Linked DNA regions of Homo sapiens: region 1 is linked to region 2. The links are chromatin contacts, found by Hi-C or POLR2A ChIA-PET in ENCODE. All regions are on one chromosome and are shown on one strand. Each heading gives the region's core, a stretch centred on a gene start or an enhancer-like site at or near the end of the contact. The rest is flanking DNA. Distances are from core to core; before and after follow the strand shown.

The links. A loop is a pair of places that touch in the nucleus more often than their neighbours do. ChIA-PET counts read pairs that join two places held with the same protein, here RNA polymerase II (POLR2A). Pooled maps may share reads with other maps.
Region 1: a loop to region 2 is called in a pooled map, with 3 times the contacts of the local background. The contact joins two enhancer-like sites. A Hi-C loop is called at or near these places in 1 of 168 maps with a recorded cell type or tissue (tibial artery), 1 of 37 single-sample maps with no recorded cell type and 8 of 50 pooled maps. POLR2A ChIA-PET finds 5 or more read pairs at or near these places in 1 of 52 experiments (CD4-positive, alpha-beta T cell).

Annotation. Positions count from the first base shown.
Region 1 is chr18:49,786,513-49,790,925 of GRCh38, reverse strand. ACAA2 (acetyl-CoA acyltransferase 2) reads left to right here. Exons shown (of 10, transcript NM_006111.3): 8 at 3,565-3,635. Among named protein-coding and RNA genes, the nearest start is that of ACAA2, 25 kb to the left of the region's middle. Within about 2 kb of position 2,210, at least 4 of the 41 ENCODE cell types and tissues checked have a DNase peak (open chromatin) inside an H3K27ac peak, as active enhancers do.
Region 2 is chr18:48,675,574-48,679,977 of GRCh38, reverse strand. All of the region lies in intron 6 of CTIF (cap binding complex dependent translation initiation factor), which reads right to left. The region is part of intron 3 of LOC105372107 (a long non-coding RNA gene); the gene reads left to right. Among named protein-coding and RNA genes, the nearest start is that of MIR4743, 7.2 kb to the right of the region's middle. RefSeq lists enhancers at 2,770-2,829, 2,850-2,919, 3,556-4,180. Within about 2 kb of position 3,002, at least 8 of the 41 ENCODE cell types and tissues checked have a DNase peak (open chromatin) inside an H3K27ac peak, as active enhancers do.

The DNA of each region.
Region 1 (4,413 bases), core at 961-3,460, 1.1 Mb before region 2:
AGTCTCTCTGAAATCAAGTGCTCTCTTCACTGTGAGTTAAACGCATAGTCTCAGGAAGTCAAATTAATATTCCTCTTGCTCAGGTGAGTATTAGCAAAATAAAGACTTATAATTAGATTGGTAAAATGCTAGATGGAAAAAATTTGGAAGTCCATAAACATGTATAGTCTTGGCTTAAAATATTTGATTTAGAAGTAGAACAAAGAGCTTTTTGCTGGATGCACTCCTAGGAACCACACACGATGCTGAATTTTAATAGTTCCTGTCATTCTCTGGGGGAACAGGGAACCAATTAGGTGCCTTACTTAGAAAAATAAAATTTGGTGCTCAGTAACTTTGATATATCCCACCTACATATAACCTCCCACTGTAAGGAAAAGCCTGCCCTAGGGTATAGATTTCAGATTGTTTAGCCCTTTTTTGAATAACTAAATTGTTTTCTGAGGTGGGTTCCAAGAGAGGAGGAGGAGGATAACCTGTTACTGACCTGCCATCTCAGAGATCCTTCAGTGTAAGCCTACAGGTTCTACTCAAACAATACCACTTACACTGACTTGGGATTAATACTCAACCATATTTGCTGCCATGTCCCTCAGAGAAGACATATCTCTGTATAGAGTTCCTAAGAAAAAAAGCTGGCATGTTCATATTTTGTCATCTTTCACTATGTGTCTCAAATTTATGTCAGCAAGAACTGCAAGATATTTTGACACATATGAAAAGTCAATCTTAAGCTTATTAGCTTTTGGCTATCCACTATTGGCAAAAGATAACTTTTGTCTTAGAAATGGAAGGTGGTGGAAAAATTAAACATCCGTATGTTGTTATGGCATTTATTATTTTGATATCTAGGGTAGTGGTTCCCAACCTCAGATGATTGTCAGAATCCACTCATAACCCCCACACCCTTAGATTTTGTTTCAGTAAGTCCAGAGTGGAGCCCAAGAGCAGAGTTGGTTTTGTTTTTTGTTTTTGACACAGAGTCTCGCTTTGTCACCCAGGCTGGAGTGCAGTGGCGTGATCTCAGCTCACTGCAACCTCATTCTTCCCAGTAGCTGGGATTACAGGTGCCCGCCCCCACGCCTGGCTAATTTTTGTATTTTTAGCAGAGACAGGGTTTTTCCACGTTGGCCAGGCTGATCTCAAACTACTGACCTCAGGTGATCCGCCCACCTCAGCCTCCCAAAGTGCTAGGATTACAGGCGTGAGCCACCATGCCCAGCCCAAGAGCAGAGTTGGTTTTTTTCCTGCATACACCTAGATGCTTTTGATGATCAAACAAATGTATGTGACATGGGTTGGCTATTTTATACTCCTTTTTCAGTTTAACTTTATTTAATAGGTTCTGGTAGATTAGCATAGCCAGTGAACCAAGAAAGCGTTGTTTTCCTTCCTTCTGTTCCTGGGCCTGAATATTTGCCCTAAAGTACAAAGAATGCTCCTGTGGTAGGATTGTCATTTTTCCTCGGGGCTTGAACAGAGCTGTACATTCCAGATGTCCCACAGTATCAGCTGCCCCCTTCATCTAGAAGTTTGGCTGTCACTTGTATATAGTGATGGGATTAAACAAAGTAACTCGTTGAAGCATCCCAGATGAATAAGTGGGGAGAATAAGTTATTAAGTATCTAGTGGGAACTGGTTTGTTAATCTAACTTACAAGAATAGTGGTTCTCAGTTCCATGATTACCTAATGACTAGCAATCCTTAGCCCTGCAGAATAGCTGCAGACCAAAAAAAAACGGGGAAAGCCATGACTTGAAAAGAATAGTACTGGTTCTGAGGAAATACACAGCTATAGAAAGACAGCACTCCCTGGAACTCCTCAGGGGTGGCAATGGTAGAGGTTGGTGGGTGGAACTTTGAGCCTCTTCAGCTGGAGCAGTCTGGCATTATCTATTACTTGGCATCATATGCAAAAAGAATTCTGATGCTTAAAGAGAAAAAGGTGGAAAACCCATTCAGAGTGCTATTGATGAGTAGCTTGTTGCCCAGAGAGATGCACAAAGTCGCACAGCTATTAGTGACAGGAACCAGGACTAGAAATAAGGTCTCCTTTTCCTAACAAGAATACTAAACCTTCCTGAAGTCCCAGTAAATAACAGTGGTCTGGGAAGAGTCCTTTAAAAATCGAGTTATGGCCTAGCATATTGTTACGGTGGATTCTGAGTTAAAGTGAAAGTACGAGTCATGCTTGCTGTGTTGTTTATGCAGACAAGGAAGTGTGTACAGTGGTCTGAACATTGTCCACCTTTTATGTGTCTGTCACCACTGTTGGCTACTTCATCCCCTCACCAGGCTGGATAACTGATGCTTTACTACTGACTACCCATCTCATTTTCATGATTTCATGCTTTAGACATACAAAGAGAATCTGGAATCAGATCCTGTAGTAAATCAGTAGCTGTAGTAAATCAGTAGCCACATGAAACTGGCATTTTAAATTGAAGTGCATTAACTGGATAGTCCTAATCAATAAGCACGTGGTTTGTTGTCCAAAGAGTATTTTAACTACGTGACAAAATAAATATTATATTTAGGTTTCATTATGCCTTTCTTGTAAAGACTGATTTTCCATTTTATAAGGTAAAATGCTTGTGAAACTTGATGCAGAATATTTGACTACTTGAATTCAGCAGAACATACTACATATTTTTCTTTGTAGACATTTTTGGCAGTTTCATTCTTTAAGAACAAGTCGAGAAGTAGATAATCTTCTCTACCCAAATTTTTTACCTTTTGAGAAAAAATATGGATTTAAATTATGAGCAATATTAAACTCTCATTACATCATCAGAAATCTGGGAGCTAAAGTTTATTTCAGAAGTCTTATTAGATGGAGTTGCATTTCTTAAATTAGGAGTTATGTTTTATTTAAATTTCCTGCCTACCCTTGGAGTTGTAAACATCACCTTACTTCATAAAACCTTCCCTGAAGTGCCTCGTAGTTTCCCATCTCTCTGTGCCCATGTGGAGATACTGCTATTTCTTGTCTTTTATCCAAATGGGCCTGAAAATTCAGAGTGTAGCCACAGTAACTTCTGTGCTGTGAATGCATATGGCTTGGATCCCAAGTAGAGCACTCAGTCTGCCTTGCTCTTTGATATCAATTATAATCTATTAACATAACTAAAATCCCATATATGGACTCCTTTGGCTGTTTTCAATCTTAAAGCCGTTTATGGTAGAACTTTTCATGTAATTCTCTTATCTGCAGTTTGAATGTATAAACAACTTTTCACCTTGGTTCCATTTTATTTTTATTATTATTTTTTTTCTTTTTTAGAGATGGGGTCTTGCTGTGTTGCCCAGGAGGCTAAAGTGATCCTCCCACTTCAGCCTCCCAAAGTACTGAGATTACAGGCATGAGCCACCATGCCTGGGCCCTTTTTCTGCCTCTTTATGGTCACTTCATTTAATAGGTACGGTCAAGGTAGTAAGATTTGTGGCTACTAATAACTGCCGCATTATTTCTTCCTTACTTGGAAAGAAGGAGAAGCTTGATACGTAAATATAAGATGACATTTATTTCTATATTTTTATAGAAGATTTTTATTATTATATAGGTCCTGTCCCTGCTATCAGTGGGGCACTGAAGAAAGCAGGACTGAGTCTTAAGGACATGGATTTGGTAGAGGTAAGTGTTTTTTTTTTTTTTTTTTTTTTTAACAACATGAATAAACCATGTACTTTTATAGCATAAATGACTTTAATTTGGTCTCATTGCTCTTTGAATTTCATTGTAGTTAGCCTTTCCAAATGATGTACATCTAAATAAATAGTACCTTCATTAGATGCCTTGTGTTGATACTTTTCCCCACCTGGTTAACATGCTTTATTTATATTTGAATATTCAAACTGCCTGATTTCTCTTACTCAAGTATAAATTCCTGGGAATTTCTTACTACTTTATAAAACTGTTACATTTTAGACTATTAACATGCCTGTTGAATATTAAAGTGAAAAAATATATGTAAAATAATTGACATAATAGAAAAGCAATATTTAGTGCCAAATCTACAAGTTTCTTGCCCTTCTCGCCAGATAGAGCCCCCTCCCTTAAATGTATCTTTGGCTTTTATACGATAGTTGTAGCTTGATTTGGGATGCACCTATCATAATTTTTGACACTGGAACTTAAATTTATTGAGTGATTTCTTTTTAAATGTTAGTATTAGAACTAAAGTGTCTTAAGCATAATTAAAAGAAGAGGTGGAGAAACATTTAAAGATGGTTATATACATTCCACACTTTTGGAATATTTATTTGAAAATTTTAGGTGATTAAGCATGTGATGCCTGGCATTGGGAAATAACTAATAGAACAAAGGAAATCTATTTAACTTGATAGCGAAGGGGTAGGCACAGGTGTGATTTCCTCTATGATAATCTCTCACACAGGAAACCATGATTTCA
Region 2 (4,404 bases), core at 1,753-4,252:
TCCCTACATACAGTCTCCCCTCTCGAGGACTCCTGGACTCCCCCACTCTCAACAGCCTCCTTTTCTCCTGACCATAATTCTCTTTCTCCCCATAGGTCCCTCTCCCCTCCCAGGCCACCCCCCAAGGCCCAGTTCCAGGTCTACCTCCTCCAGGAGGCACAAATGCATGGAGGGGCATAAAAAAGGGGAAAACCTCAAAATTGGCCTAGAATCAAGACCCCCAAAAAACCAAGAAACCTCTGTGGGCTGATGTGGTCTGATTTATCCAGAATAGTTTCATGCAGGAGGTGAAATTGGAACAGGGCCATGAAAGAGGGGGAAGATTTGAGCAAGAAAGAGGGAAGGACATAAGAGGAAAGAGAAATGGGTGAGCAGAAGACTCCCCCAACAGTCTTTTCTGTCTAAGGTCAAGGGCAGGAAGACAGTCACCCTTTAGGTCTCAGTCTCAGGAGGAGCTGGGGAAAGCCAACAGTCCCTGCCCTCCATCTCCCACCCGCCAAGAAACCCACAGAAGGAAGCTGTTGGACCATCTCCAAGCGCAGTTCTTATCTGCCAAGCTTGCCAGTTCTCTGCCTGCTTCCAGATGTGACTACCACTTCATGAGGCCACATCACATCTGCAGAGTGTTTTTTAAGTTCAAAAATCCCTGTCATTATATGAACTGGTTTATTGTATTTTGACTCTTAGCACAGCTTTGCAACGTAAGTTGAACAGGTATATGACCCCCAACTTTACAGCAGAAGAAATGGAAGCTGGAAGAAAATTATTTTGGGTGAATTACACAATGTTCTGTGTGCAAAGCAGAAGGGCTCTTGGATGACTAGTGAGTGAGCTTTAGGATTTCTGCCACCTGTTTTAACTCTCAGAGGTTTCCTTTTTTGTTCTGTTTATATTCTAGATCAGTGTTTGGCAAACTTTTTCTGTAAAAAGCCAGAGAGTCAATATTTTAGGCTTTGCCGGCGATAGGGTCCACACAGCAAGTGGCTGTGGCACAAATGCAGTCACAGACAGGAAGCAAGTGAATGGGTGTGGCTGCGTTTTGATAAAACTTTATTTGCAAAAACAGGCTGGAGAGCTGGACTTGGTCTGTGGACCAGTTTGCCAATCCCTAAAATCCTAGCCGTGGCCTGGATCATTGAGGTGTTCCTATAGGGTGGGCAGACTTGCCCAGGCCCCTTGAAGCCTGCCCCACACAGCCCTGAAAGTACTCGCTGCCCACAGTCCCAGCTCCCTGCCTTCTGCTCCGCATGGAGTGAGCAGGAGGAGGCCCGCGTGGAAACCCCATCTAGACGCAGACAGTGGCCTCTTCCCGAGGAACTTTCCCAGTTGTCACCAACAAAAGTCTTCACCTCCAGAATAATCAGTTCTTTAAAAAAAAAAAAAAAAGACTCACAAATAACAAAAAATAAAAATAGGCTCGCCTCACAGAGCACGCTGCCCCTTCCCAGTGGACCTGCTACCTGGAGGTCTCAGACAGGAAACCACGGATTGGAGAACTTCTGGCCCCATTTATTGTATGGGCGCCTATTTTTGTCCTGAGGGAGGAAGCACTTGGGGGTGGGGAGGTGGCTGGGGAGGGAAAGGGGCTCTCGTTTGTAAGACCCCCTCCTTGATGGCTGCTACAGCGTCTTGGGCCAGCAGGGATGGGGAAGGCCACTACAAACCTGTCTGATTAAAAAAGAAGAAAAAAATATTTCTCTTTCAAAGCTGTCTGTAGAGGCTTTTCTCTTTTTTTCTTTCCATTTTTATTGCCTTCAGCAGTAGAGAGAAAAACAGAGATACCCACTTTCTTGTTCTTGCTTATTAAGGAAATGACATTCACCCCTAACTTGCTGTACGTGACTACCGTCTCCTGGAATTAGAAAATGTTTTTCCAGCACCTCTTCCTCCTCATCGTCCCTCCTTAGAAAGAGGTACCAGAGGAGTCAGGCTGCCTGGATTCCAATCCCCCTTCTCCCAGCTGTGTGATTTGAGGCAAGGTATTTGAGCTCAGTTCTCCAATCTGTGAAATAATAATAGAATAAACATTTCCCAGGGTATTTGTGAGACTTCAGAGATAGTATATGCAGCCCGCAGCTCAGACAGCACTCAAGTCATGGTAGCCTCTGTGGTGGAGGCACAAGTTCTGGACTAAGATGCTGGGTGGGAGTCCCTCTGGGGCAGGAGCAAGTCACTCAACCCATATTTAATGAGCCCCTAGATGTGCCCCAGGGGAACGTACACTCCACTGGGAGAATACAGACGCAAAAGAAATAAAGCAAACATGCGACAGGCGCTGCAGGGAAGAATCGAGTGACGATTCTTGAGTGATGAGGAGGCATATGGAGTGTTCACAAGCCCTTACTGAGAAGGTTACATCCGACCAAAGACATCGGTCTGTAAAGTGAGGTCAATAACAGTACGTGCTCCATGGGACAACGTGAGGGTAAGATTAGAAAAAGCAAGGACCTTCTCAGTTCCTGGAACACGGAAAGCACTCTGTGAATGTTCGCTAGTGTTACTGTTGGTGCATTACGCTCCTTGTTGAATTCTCACTAAGGGGACATTAGGAGAATACCATGTCCCCGTCTATGGGACAGGTACCAGCCCCTGCACTTAAACTCAGTCCATAATGGCTATAAGACAATGCCTGGGACACAGAGAGATGCCTGATCCGTAATGTTGGCCTGGGTGAATAAGGTCAGACCTCACCTCCGTGGGACCACGGGTGACATGGAGCAACAGTCGCCGGTGCACAGGGCCTGGGGAGGCGAGGTGGGGCATGGTTTTCAGGACTCTGCTCCTGGGTGTCTCGGGGCACTTTACTAATCCTCACGCCTGTGAGTTAGCATGTCCTAGAAGTTTCCAGAAGACTTGGCAACAGCTAACACAGCCCTAGGGAACAATAAAGTTACTCCTTCTCATCTGGAGGTCTGGGAACCCGGCTACAGAGGCTTCAACCCCAGTGTGGGGCAGCCCCAGCCGCGGCCCCGGCCTCCCGCCCAGGACCCCCATTACTAAATAGCAGCAGCGCCACCTGCTGGGGCTGCCAGGCCATTCCTTATCGGCCACCATTTTCACTCCTCCAGGAGTGAGGGACACCTGAGTGTCATTTCATGGAGCCATGATTTTCATTTTGAAAGCTCATTTGTCCCTCGGATTCTTTAGAGAGGTAGTGGGGAGGATCTCTCTGTTATCATCCAGGGCCAAGCAGAAGAACGAGGAAGGAACTGTCCCTTCCTTTAGCCATCTCCCGTGTGAAGGCTGGACTTGGACACAGGCTCAGGAGGCCAGAAAGCCACTTTCCGTCCCCTGAGCCTTCTGGGGACCCTCAATGGGGAATGCTTTGGGCACATCCCTAAGGCCAGAAATCCCACTTGACCGGGTGGCGTCCACTGTTGTGTGGGCACTAAGCCCCTTTCACAGCAAAGGGCTCCTGAGTCACACGCTCTGGACAAGGCCAGCAATGTGGGGGCAGGGGAGCCGGCCCTGCTAGGTCTGAGCCATCTAATGATTAACGGCCAACAGACACAGAATTTGGTTTCAAAATTTCCTAAGAGAAAGGCAAAACGAGAAGTCAGTGGGTTATGTAGTTCCTACTGTCAGACCAAAGACAGCAGACATAATGTTTGTCTGGGAGAATTCAAGGATAATGACCAAAATACGTCCTGATAGAAAGCCCTGGGCAGGACACTGGATAATTCAACAAACAACGTCTTTCAATGGGGTATTGTATATGACACAAAAGCACCAGGCCACTGTGTGATATAAGGAGGTGGCATTTCCGCAGGGCGCCGAGGGCCCTGTGCCCGGGAACCTGAGGAAATCTAATGCTCACCTAGGGGCCATCTAGGGCACAGGGACAACATGCCCGTTAGACCGTCTTTCTCACACTGGTCGCGCCGACTTCACACACATGGAGAAATTGCTCCCCAAGTCACACCTCAGAGTAAAGGGGTCCTGGGGGAGGGGGTGCCGGGGGGTGGTCTCAGACCAGAGATGAGGTGAAGGATATGCAATTCGGATTTCATCCCTTGCCTTCACATGGAACTTGGTCAAGTTAACTTGGAACTTAGTCAAGTTAATTCAGAACTTAGTAAATTAACTCGGCTTAGACTATGGATTACAGATTATGCGGCTCCATCTCCCCACTTAGCCAGCCCCCATCCTTCCAAGGGCGGAAGCCAACACTTTGTAACTCCCCCAGCCCCACCCCAGTGGGTGTTCCCCTGCAGCCCCGTGCTGCTGCCCTCCTGGAAGCAGTGTGTTCCCAGGGGTCCCAGGGAGGGGCGGGCCCTCTGGAGGAGTGTCATGCCTTGGCCTAGCAGGGGACATGTGGCCCAACAGGAGCTTCCCTACACCTTAGTGTGGCTGCCTCTTGCACCTCGCCATCCTCCCACTTGCTGCAGGGAGGAAGGGCCTGGG